Regions from separate parts of the Homo sapiens genome. Here region 1 is linked to region 2. A link is an interaction called in ENCODE POLR2A ChIA-PET data of the cell type or tissue named here. Cell type or tissue: Caco-2. All regions are shown on one strand. Links, peaks and the distances in the headings refer to the core of each region. The heading gives the core; the rest is flanking DNA.

What was found. Peaks named below come from ENCODE experiments on the same cell type or tissue, not always from the same donor. Only the 100,000 strongest peaks of a DNase experiment are listed, where the experiment ranks them.
Region 1: POLR2A ChIA-PET joins it to region 2 with 6 read pairs; 2 of 35 experiments call an interaction of 5 or more read pairs at or near these places.

Annotation. Positions count from the first base shown.
Region 1 is chr15:90,871,685-90,876,759 of GRCh38, forward strand. It overlaps FURIN (furin, paired basic amino acid cleaving enzyme), which reads left to right. Exons shown (of 16, transcript NM_002569.4): 2 at 3,898-4,233; 3 at 4,571-4,669; 4 at 4,778-4,873. The coding sequence starts at 4,057. Among named protein-coding and RNA genes, the nearest start is that of FURIN, 5.6 kb to the left of the region's middle. RefSeq lists a silencer at 1-535 and enhancers at 636-825, 1,086-1,135. In Caco-2, for the core only: no CTCF peak of the experiment used is centred there; a DNase peak (open chromatin) is centred at 2,657.
Region 2 is chr15:90,736,068-90,741,579 of GRCh38, forward strand. The region is part of intron 1 of BLM (BLM RecQ like helicase); the gene reads left to right. Among named protein-coding and RNA genes, the nearest start is that of BLM, 21 kb to the left of the region's middle. In Caco-2, for the core only: no CTCF peak of the experiment used is centred there; no DNase peak of the experiment used is centred there.

The DNA of each region.
Region 1 (5,075 bases), core at 1,600-4,099, 140 kb after region 2:
GCCGGGCCGTGGAGCTCTGCCCCAGGAGCGGGCTCCGCGGCCCGGGTGCTCGGGCCGGGGAGGGTCGGGGCACTGGCGCCGGTGCAGCCCTGACCCGGGTCCCCCGGGGCCCGGCTGCCCGCCGGCTTTCCGGAACTGGCCCCGGGGCCGGCCCCGAGGGTGGAGCTGCCGGGAGCAGACAGGGCGCTCCGCAGCCCACCTGAGCGCGCCGGGCCCGTCTCGGCCCCCCGGCCGTGGCTGGTACTTTTCCGCGTGGGGCCAGGGCGAGCCCTCTGACCTCAGGAAGCGCCTGCGGGGCCCCTGCTGGGGGCGGGATGGGGAGAAAATTCCGCAGGCGCCGGGTGCTCCAGCCTCCCCGCCGCCACCGGGGCTGCCGCCGGCTCGCCCACTCCGCGGCCGAGGAGGGCCTGCGTTCCGCCCGGGGAGGGGAGGAGCGGCCGGGGGCGAGGCGGGGGCTCCTTCGCTTGGGCCTCGCCCCCGCCCGCACACCTGTGCGGCCAGGACTCGGGTGCGGGATCCGCGGGCGCCGGCGGCCGGCGCAGGTAGGTCCCTGGGCTGCCTTCTGCCGCGGCCTGGCCGAGGCCCCTGTGCCCCCGCTGTGTGGCTGGACCAAGGGGCGGCCTGCTTGCCAGACAGGTCTGACGGCAGTCACTTGTCTGGTCAGAACCCGCTTTCCCATCATCCTCTACCCCCTGGCCCCTGGGGTGCAGACCCTCATCCACCGGAGAGTGTTGGGATTCCTATTCTGACTTGGGAAGTGCGAGGAGAACCCGGGTGATATGGCCTGGTGAGGGCGGGTGCTGAGCAGGTGTGGACACAGCATAGGAGATTAGCCAAGCCTGACCTCTTCTCAAGCAGGGCAGCCCTCGTTTTACTATTTCCTATATTGGGCTTCTACGGAGCATTTGATTTTTAAAAAGGATTCTGTGGCTTTTTAAAAAGTTTGAAAGCCGCTGGTCCAGCAGTTTTTACCACCAAGGAAACTGAGGCCCAGGGAGAGGAAGTGACTTGTTAAGATCATCCAGCAAATAGTGGGCAGGGACTGGGAGCGATAAATTCACGGGAGCCTCCCAGGGCTGGTAACAGGACCCCGCGTGGTGTCTCTGCTAGAGGGAGAGACTGATTGGGTGTCCGAGTGGCCCTCCCGTGGCCTGCTCTGTGGCTGTGTCAGAGCCAGACCCCCAGTGTCTGGGAAACAGCAGTCGGTCCTGGGGTGAGGCGCAATTTGAGTGGCCCAGAGTGGCTCTCTGTGTCAGGAGGTTCTGGTGCTGGAGAAAAGGGCTTTGCCCAAGAACACAGCCAGGAAGAGCACCCACAGCTCTCTCTGGCCACAGCCTGGAACAGAGTCCCATGTGAAACAAGACCATGAGAAATACAGCAAGCCTCCAGGTTTGAGACAAACTGGGACTAGAGGGTGAGTCAGAGTCTGGGATGGGGGTGGGGAGAAACCCATTCATTCATTGTTTTCAGTTCTTACTCTTTTCGGGGATCCTCCCTTGTCCCACATGCTGTGGCAGAGCCGTCTGTGGGGGTCTCATTTTCTGGAAGCCATCCCCACCCCTCACCATGGCTGGGGTTGTTGGATAGAGGGAGGCTGGCCCTCTTTCTTTGGGGGGACTGTTCAGTTGCGCCTGACGCCTGCTTTCTTTCCGAGTGCTGCAAGGTAATTAAATAGTTGGTTAATCACTTTTAACGCCAAACAGCTGCGGCTCCATCTACAGTGTGCTGGAATCTGGGCTAGACCCAGATGAACCCAGCCTCGATTTGGGGGCTCCAGCAGGACTCACAGCACGGTGGTTGGTGGTGGTGGGGGCAGGGGGGTGGTTGCATGACATCTGGACCCAAGAGGCAGCTGTTGTGGCAGCAAGAGAGAGGAGAGAGATGAGGCCCCGTTCCTATATGGCTCTGCTCCCAGGGTCCCACATCCTCTGTTAAATGAGGGACTTGGGGTGGGGGGGGCGGTCCTTCCATCCCCTAGGGCTGGGGCGCCTAGCTGCCCAGCCATTGATCAGGCCAGCTTTCTGGAACCAACCACCCAAAGCACCATGGGGCTGTGGTTCCGAGGCCTGCCCTGGAAGTCCTGTGGAGTCTGCCCGCAGGGATGTGCAGGAGCTGTATTGTAGATGTCTCCTGCCATCAGCTGTCAGGTTATTTTGGTCCAAACTGAAAATACTCCAGGAATTGTGTGTGGAGTACCCCCAGCCTGCAGGGTGGGACTGCAGCAGTCAGGGAGGCCGGTTGTGTCTAAGGGCAGCTTCTGGAGAAGCAAGGAGTTTTCTGTGGTGAGCCTGCCTCTCTAGCTCCCCAGGGCCTACGTGAGCTGGGGTGCCTTCCTTTTGGTATCCGGCAGAGTGGCCTTGGCTATGGAAGTGCTAAGGGCATCCAGGGCCCTGCTGCTGCTCAGGGAGCTTGGCACTGATATGGGATACCCCCAGCAGCACTGCTGGGACCTCCCCTAGCTTCCCCCCCTTCCTCCAGGGCCTTGGCTTCTGGCTAGTCAGGGGCACTATGTGGGGACAGTTATGTGGCCCCGGGCAGAGAGAGGTCCCGCCGTCTGTTTGCTGAAGGAGGAAAAACAACACTCGGACTATTGATTCAGTCTCACCTTGGCGCTCCTGGCTCAGCAGCCAGTGTTTGCCCTGGCTGCCTGGGCTCGGATTACGCAAGGCTGGTGGGCGTGGAGCAAGCAAGGGGGCAGCTGGGGGCCTCCAGGCCCAGGCAGGGCAGGGCTTGGCGGCCCCAGCGTTCCCCAGGAAACTGTAAAAACGAGTCTGGGGCCCTGACTTTGCTGATAGCGGCCATCTCAGCCATAGAGGGAGGTGAAGCCTCTGTGATCTCCACCCCCGCACCCCCTCAGGACATGGCCCCTAAAAGCACCATCCCATTTAGGGTCACCCATTTTCTTCCTAGGAGCTGTGGGGCTTTGCGAATAACTCCCTATGGCTGAATCTGCTTTGCTGAACTAGGAAACCCTAGTGAGTTGTATAGATGCCATTCATTTAAGAACCTTGAAAAGCCAACATCTTATTCCCATGTAAAACATACCTAGGTGATTTGGAGAATACAGTGACACAAAGAAGAAAATAACAATTACTTGTAATTCTCACCATCTTGAGAGAACCACCGTTAACATTTTTTAGCGTGTGTATCCTTCCAGATTTCGCTTTAGTTTGTATAAATATACATGTATAAATAGTTTTTAAAAAATAAAATGGGATTATGTGTACATACTGCTTTATAATGCATCTTCTTTACCTTGATCATGGTGAACATTTATTCATTTGTTGTTTCTGATTTTGAGTGACTCAGGGCTTGATAGTCTTCATCCTGCTTCTTCTGTTACACTTTTTTTTTTTTTTTTTTTTTTGAGAGGGAGTATCGTTCTGTCGCACAGACTGGGAATGCAGTGGCGCGATCTTGGCTCACTGCAACCTCCACCTCCTGGGCTCAAGCAATTCTTGTGCCTCAGCCTCCCAAGTCGCTGGCACTACAAGCACCCGCCACCACACTTGGCTCATGTTTGTATTTTTAGTAGAGACGAGGTTGCACCATGTTGGCCAGGCTGGCCTCGAACTCCTGACCTCAGGTGATCCACCCGCCTCAGCCTCCCAAAGTGCTGGATGACAGAAGTGAGCCACCATGCCTGGCCCTTCTGTTACATTTCTTATATTCTTGCATGGAGAAAGGATTGGGGGGGATTGTGAGGGCATCCATCTGTCCATCTATGTGGCTGGCCTTGGGGGCTAGATTTCTTCTGGGGAGGACTAATTTTTTTACCCTTCTCCCCCAGATCTCATTTCAGGCCCCAATTGAAACTTGGGGTGGGCAGGGCAGCTTTAGTGCGTAGCAGGGGAGGAACTGACCCTCTCTCCCCTTTTCCCCTCTTGTTCCTCTCAGGGTCGGCACTCTTCACCCTCCCGAGCCCTGCCCGTCTCGGCCCCATGCCCCCACCAGTCAGCCCCGGGCCACAGGCAGTGAGCAGGCACCTGGGAGCCGAGGCCCTGTGACCAGGCCAAGGAGACGGGCGCTCCAGGGTCCCAGCCACCTGTCCCCCCCATGGAGCTGAGGCCCTGGTTGCTATGGGTGGTAGCAGCAACAGGAACCTTGGTCCTGCTAGCAGCTGATGCTCAGGGCCAGAAGGTCTTCACCAACACGTGGGCTGTGCGCATCCCTGGAGGCCCAGCGGTGGCCAACAGTGTGGCACGGAAGCATGGGTTCCTCAACCTGGGCCAGGTAGGTGTTCCCCCACAGGACACTGCCAGGGGGTGGGACCAGAGAAGACAGGGATTCTGGGAGCAGGAGCTGTTGGCCTTGTTTGCTCAGGGGCATCTGGGTAGCCGGCATGTTCTGGGTGGCCATGAGCAAAGCACAGGTGGTTCAGGCAAGCAGCATATCCCAGTGAGAGTGAGTCCTCATGGTCCCCGCATTTTGCTGGGTCCCGGACAGGGAGCAGATGCCCCGCACCCCCGACCGTGGCGAGCCTCCCATGAAGCCGTTGTCCACCCCCGTCCCCCGCCTCCCGGGGACTGACAGATGGAAAGCCCAGCTCAGTCTCCCTGCTCTATTGCAGATCTTCGGGGACTATTACCACTTCTGGCATCGAGGAGTGACGAAGCGGTCCCTGTCGCCTCACCGCCCGCGGCACAGCCGGCTGCAGAGGGAGCCTCAAGTGAGTGTGGCCCCAGCCCCCTCCTGCTGCCACCCTCCCCCTCCTGCTCTCAGGAGCCCCTCTCGCCTCCTGCTCCACCCACACCATCTCTCCCTCACTCCCCCACAGGTACAGTGGCTGGAACAGCAGGTGGCAAAGCGACGGACTAAACGGGACGTGTACCAGGAGCCCACAGACCCCAAGTTTCCTCAGCAGTGGTACCTGGTACGTGGCCTTCTTCGCTGCTGGGACCTCCTCCCCAGATGCACCATCCACCCACTATGAGCTCTTGGATGGAGGAGGCTGTCTTCGAGGCCTCCTCTGATTCGTTTCCTTTCCTCCTGCTGGGCAGTCTCTCCTTGGCCCATCCTAATAAGCAAGCCTGGGGGTGGCCCTCCCAGAGTCCTCTACATTCCCATGGAGTCCA
Region 2 (5,512 bases), core at 1,621-4,120:
TACCGTTTCTCACCTATCAGCTCTGCACTAATTAGAAAGCTTCACAAGAAGCCCCATTGGTGAGGCTGTGAGGAATGCAAACTTGTAAAACCTCCTTTGAGGGAGAAGTTGGCAATCCAGCAGACTACACATGCATTTGCCCTTTGACCCAGCCATTCCACTTGTAGAAATATTCCCTAAAGATACATTTTCTTTTCTTTCTTTCCTTTTTTTTTGAGACAGGGTCTTGCTTGTTGCCCAGGCTGAAGTGCAGTAGTGTGATCTTGGCTCACTGCAGCTCAAACTCCCAGGCTCAATTGATCCCACCTTGGCCTCTGGAGTAGCTGGGACCACAAGTGCATGCCACCACGCCTTACTAATTTAAAAATTTTTTTTATAGAGACGGAGTCTCACCATGTTGCCCAGGCTGGTCTTGAACTCCTGGACTCAAGCAATCCTGTCTCTGCCTCCCAAATTGCTGGGATGACAGGTGTGAGCCACCGTGCCCGGCCTTACGTTTTCAACAGTAGGGAAATATGAATGCACAAAGTTATTTGTTGCAGCATTATTTGTAATTGTAAAATATCAGGGAATACCTTAAATGTCCATACAGGAAATTTGTTGGTAAATATCTACACAATGGAGTACTGTACAGCTGTAAAGAAGAATGAGGAAAATCTTTGCAAACGGGTGTAGAGTGATTTCTAACATGAATGGAAAGCGTACATACAGTGTGCTATTTTTTATGTAAGAAAGAAGGGAAAATATGAGACTCTAATGTCTGCTTATTTTGCAAAAAGAAAAACAGGAAAGATAAATCAGAAATTATTGAAATTGATAACCCACAGGAAGTAGATGGCAAAGGATGGAGAGGGAAGAACACTTCTCTGTGGGGAAAAACAGTCTTTTATGTAGTTTTAACTTTTAGAACTATGTAAATGTTTTATATATTCAAAAATCAAATCCACAAGAACAGTACAAACACAAACTAATCTAATTCAAATGATGAATGTAATCACCCTGAAGGTGAGGTGGGACTGACCAATCAAGTAACTTTTGAATATAGTACTTTAATTATGTACCCTTAATCTGAAGAAAGAAATGCAACTGAATTTTGAACTCTTCTTAGTAGGTTTTTTTTTTTTAGTGACAGGAGTGTAGCAATTTGAAATTACTTCCTATAGTTTCAGATTGAATAAATGAATAAATATATGATGGTTTTTTCTATGAATTTTAAGATAGATGGATAGATCAATGGATGTATAGCTGTAGATACAGAAATAGATAGAAGTGTTTATATTTCCTAGATCTGTCTACTAAAAGGGCCTAGGAGCAATGATATGCAAGTAGCAGATCATATCTAATGGCCAGGTCTTAGATTTTAAAGATTTTTCCTCATTAAAATAAATGAAGGCTGTTTGAGGAAATGGTGATTCTATGGCTGAAGCAGGAAAAGTAAATGAAGACCATGAATGTTGTGCCAGGTAATAAGAAAGTGCCTGATGGGAACACTTTAAAGGACAGAGGAACCAATGGATTAAAGAAGAAAACAAGAGACATTAGAGTATATCTTGAGACAATGAAAACGAAAACACAACATGCCAAAACTCATGGAATACAGTGAAAGCAGTACTAGAAAGGAAATTTATAGCTACAAATGCTTACATTAAAAAAGAAAGATCTGAAATCAACAATTTAACTTCACACTTAAAGGAACAGTAAAAAGAACAAACCAAACCCAAAGCTACAGAAACAAGGAAATAATAAATATTAGGGCAGAGATAAACAAAACAGGGACTAGAAAAGCAGTAGAGAAATTGACAAAACAGAATTGATTCTTTGAAATGATAAAAAAATTGATAAAACTTTAGCCAGATGGACTAAGAAAAAATAAGACAAATTACTAAAATCAGAAGTGAACAAGGGGACATTATAACTGATTTACAGAAGTAAAAAGATTTATAAGAGAATATTGTGAGCAAATGTATGCCAACAAATTTGATAACATAAATGAAATGGATAAATTCCTCAAAACACATAACCACCAAGACAGAATCATGAAGAAACAGAAAATCTGAACAGACCTATAACTAGTAAGGAGATTGAGTTAGTAATCAGGTATCACCCAACAAAGAAAAGCTCAGGGCCAGATGGCCTCACTGGTCATTTCTAACCAATATTTAAAGAAGAATTAAGTCCAATTTTCCTCAAGCTCTTCCAATTAATGATATATTTGATAAAGGGTTAATACCCAGGATATATAAAGAACTCCTCAGCACTTTGGGAGGCTGCCGGGACGGGAGAATTTCTTGAGCCTAGGAGTTGGAGACCAGCCTAGGCAACATGGTGAAACCCTGGCTCTACAAAAAATTTAAAAATTTGCCAGGTGTGATGGTACTTTGCTGTGGTCCCAGCTACTCCGTAGGCTGAGGTGGGAGGACCACTTGAGCCCGGGAGGTCGAGGCAGCCGTGAGCTGTTGCACTCCAGCCTGGGTGACAGAGTGAAACCCTGTTTCAAAAAACAAAACAAAACAAAACAAAACAAAACAAAACAAAAACTCATACAGCTCAACAAATAACCCATTTAGAAAATAGAGAAAGGACTCGAATAGACACTTCACCAAAGAAGATATACAAATGGCCAATAAGCAAATGAAAAGATGCCTATTATCACTAATCATTAGAGAAAGGCAAATCAAAACCAGGAGATAAGACCTCACACCTGTTAGAATGCCTGTTATAAAACAAAACAACAACCAGAAAATAACAAGTGTTGCTGAGGATGTGGAGAAATTAGGATGTGGAAAAATGGGAAGCCCTGTGCATTATTTATAGCAATGTGAAATGGTGCAACCACTGTGGAGAACAGTGTGGTGGTTCCTTAAAAATTAAACATAAATTACCATATGATTCAGCAATTCTCAAAAAGATATTTGTACACCCATGTTCATAACAGCATTATTCACAATAGCCAAAAGGTGGAAGCAACCCTAACGTCCTTGAATGGATAAGAAAATGTGGTATGTATCTACAGTTAGATATTATTCAGCCTTAAAAAGGAAGGAGCGGCCAGGCGCGGTGGCTCACACTTGTAATCCCAGCCCTTTGGGAGGCTGAGACAGGCAGATCACAAGGTCACAGGTTCAAGACCAGCCTGGCCAACATGGTGAAACCCCGTCTCTACTAAAAATACAAAACAGAAAAATTAGCTGGGCTTGATGGCACGCACCTGTAATCCCAGCTACTCAGGAGGCTCGGGCAGGAGAATCACTTGAACCCGGGAGGCAGAGGTTGCAGTGAGCTGAGATTGCGCCACTGCACCCCAGCCTGGGCAACAGAGCAAGACTCCATCTCAAAAAATATTAATAATAATAAAGGAAGGAGCCTGGCATGGTGACTCATACCTGTAATCCCAGCTACTCCGGAGGCAGAGGTGGGAGGATCATTAGAGCTCAGGAGATTGAGGCTGCAGCGAGCTCTGCACACAGGAAATTCTGACACATGTCTCACAACATAGATAAAGCTTGAGAACACTGTGCTGAGTGAAATAAGCCAGTCCCGAAAAGGCAAATACTGTATGATTCCACTTACAGTGTGAATACATTATGATTCCCATACTGTATGAGTCTGCTGATGACAAACTATTGTTTTTTTGATAATCTGGAAGTGTCTCTATTTCTTGTGGCATTTTAAATAACAGCTGTATTGTTTTTAAATTATTATTTGTTTATTTTTTTGAGACAGGGTCTTGCTCTGTTGCCCAGGTTAGAGTGCAGTGGTGCAATCACAGCTCACTGCAGCCTCGACTTCCTGGTTGAGCAGTCCTCCCACCTCAGCTTCCCAAGTAGCTGGGACAACAGGCATGCACCATCATTCCTGGCTAATCTTTTGTATTTTTTGTAGAGATGGGGTTTCACCATATTGCCCAGGCTGGTCTCCAACTCCTGGGCTCAAGCGATCCCCCCGCCTCAGCCTTCCAAAGGGCTGGGATTACAGGCATGAGCTACTGTGTCTGGCCTGAATGACAGGTCTATTGAAATACATTACACATATAAAATTCACCCATTAAACTGTACAATCCAATGGCTTTGAGTATATTCACAGTTATGCAACCATCACCGCAATCAATGTTGGAACATTTTCATCAGCCCACAGAGAAATTTGCATACCCCTTGCCATCATCCCCAAATCCTCTCATCTTTCCCAACCCTAGGCAATCAGTAGTCTACACTGTATCCATGGATATGTCTATTCTTATACATTTCATATAAATGGAATCATACACTAGTTCATCTTTTGTGGCTGGATTCTTTCACTTAACATAATGGTTTCAAGGCTCGTCATTACTGTAGCATTTATCAGTACTATATTTTTTTGTGTGGCCAAATAACATTTTGTTGAATGGATATACACATTTTATTTATCCATTCATCACTTGATGGACATTTGAGTGGTTTCTGAATTTGGCTATTGTGAATAATGCTCCTGTGAACAATTTGTGTACAAGTATTTATTTTGAGTACCCATTTTTCACTCTTTCGCATATATAGCTAGGAGTGAAATTGCTGGGTTACATGGTGATATGGTTTGCCTGTGTCCCCATTGAAATCTCATCTTGAACTGTGGCTCCCATAATCCCCATGTGTCATGGGAGGGACCTCGTGGGAGGTAATTGAATCATGGGTTTTTCCCATGCTGTTCTTGTGAGAGTGAATAAGTCTCACGAGAGCTGATGGTTTTATAAAAGGCAGTTCCCCTGCACACACTTTCTTGCCTGCCACCATATAAGATGTGCCTTTGCCCCTCCTTTGCCTTCTGCCATGATTGTGAGGCCTCCCCAGCCATGTGGAACTGAGTCCATTAAACCTCTTTTTCTTTATAAATTACCCACTCTCAGGTGTTTCTTCATAGCAGTATGAAAATGGACTAGAACACGTGGTGACTATGTTTCGTTTTTTGAGGTACTGCTTGACTGTTTTCCAAAGTGGCTGTGCCATTTTAGAGTCCTACCAGCAGTGTATGAGGGTTCTGATTTCCCCACATTGTTGCCAACACTTATCTGTTGCTTTTATTATAGCTACTTTTTAAAAATAACAGCTTTATTGAGATATAATTCATATACCATGAAATTCACCTTTAAAAACCTAGTGTACAATTCACTGCCCTTGATTTGTGAAAGATATTTTTTCTGGGAAAAGAATTCTGGGTTAATTTCTATCAGCACATCGAAGATATCATTCCACTGTCTTTTGATTTTCATTTTTGCTAAAGAGAAATCAATTTTTTGTCCATATGGTACACTGATATATTTGGGTGTGGATTTCTTTTTATCTCTGCTTGGAATTTTTTGGCTTTCTCAAATCTGAAGGTTAGTGTCTTTAATTAGTCCTGGAAAAGTCCCAGCTGTTATCTTTTCAAATATTAATTCTTCCCTATTTTCTCTTCTTTCTGGAACTCTGGCTAGATTTATGTTAGACTTTCTACTCTGTCTTCCATGTCTCCTAACTTCTCATATTTTCCATCTGTTTTCTCT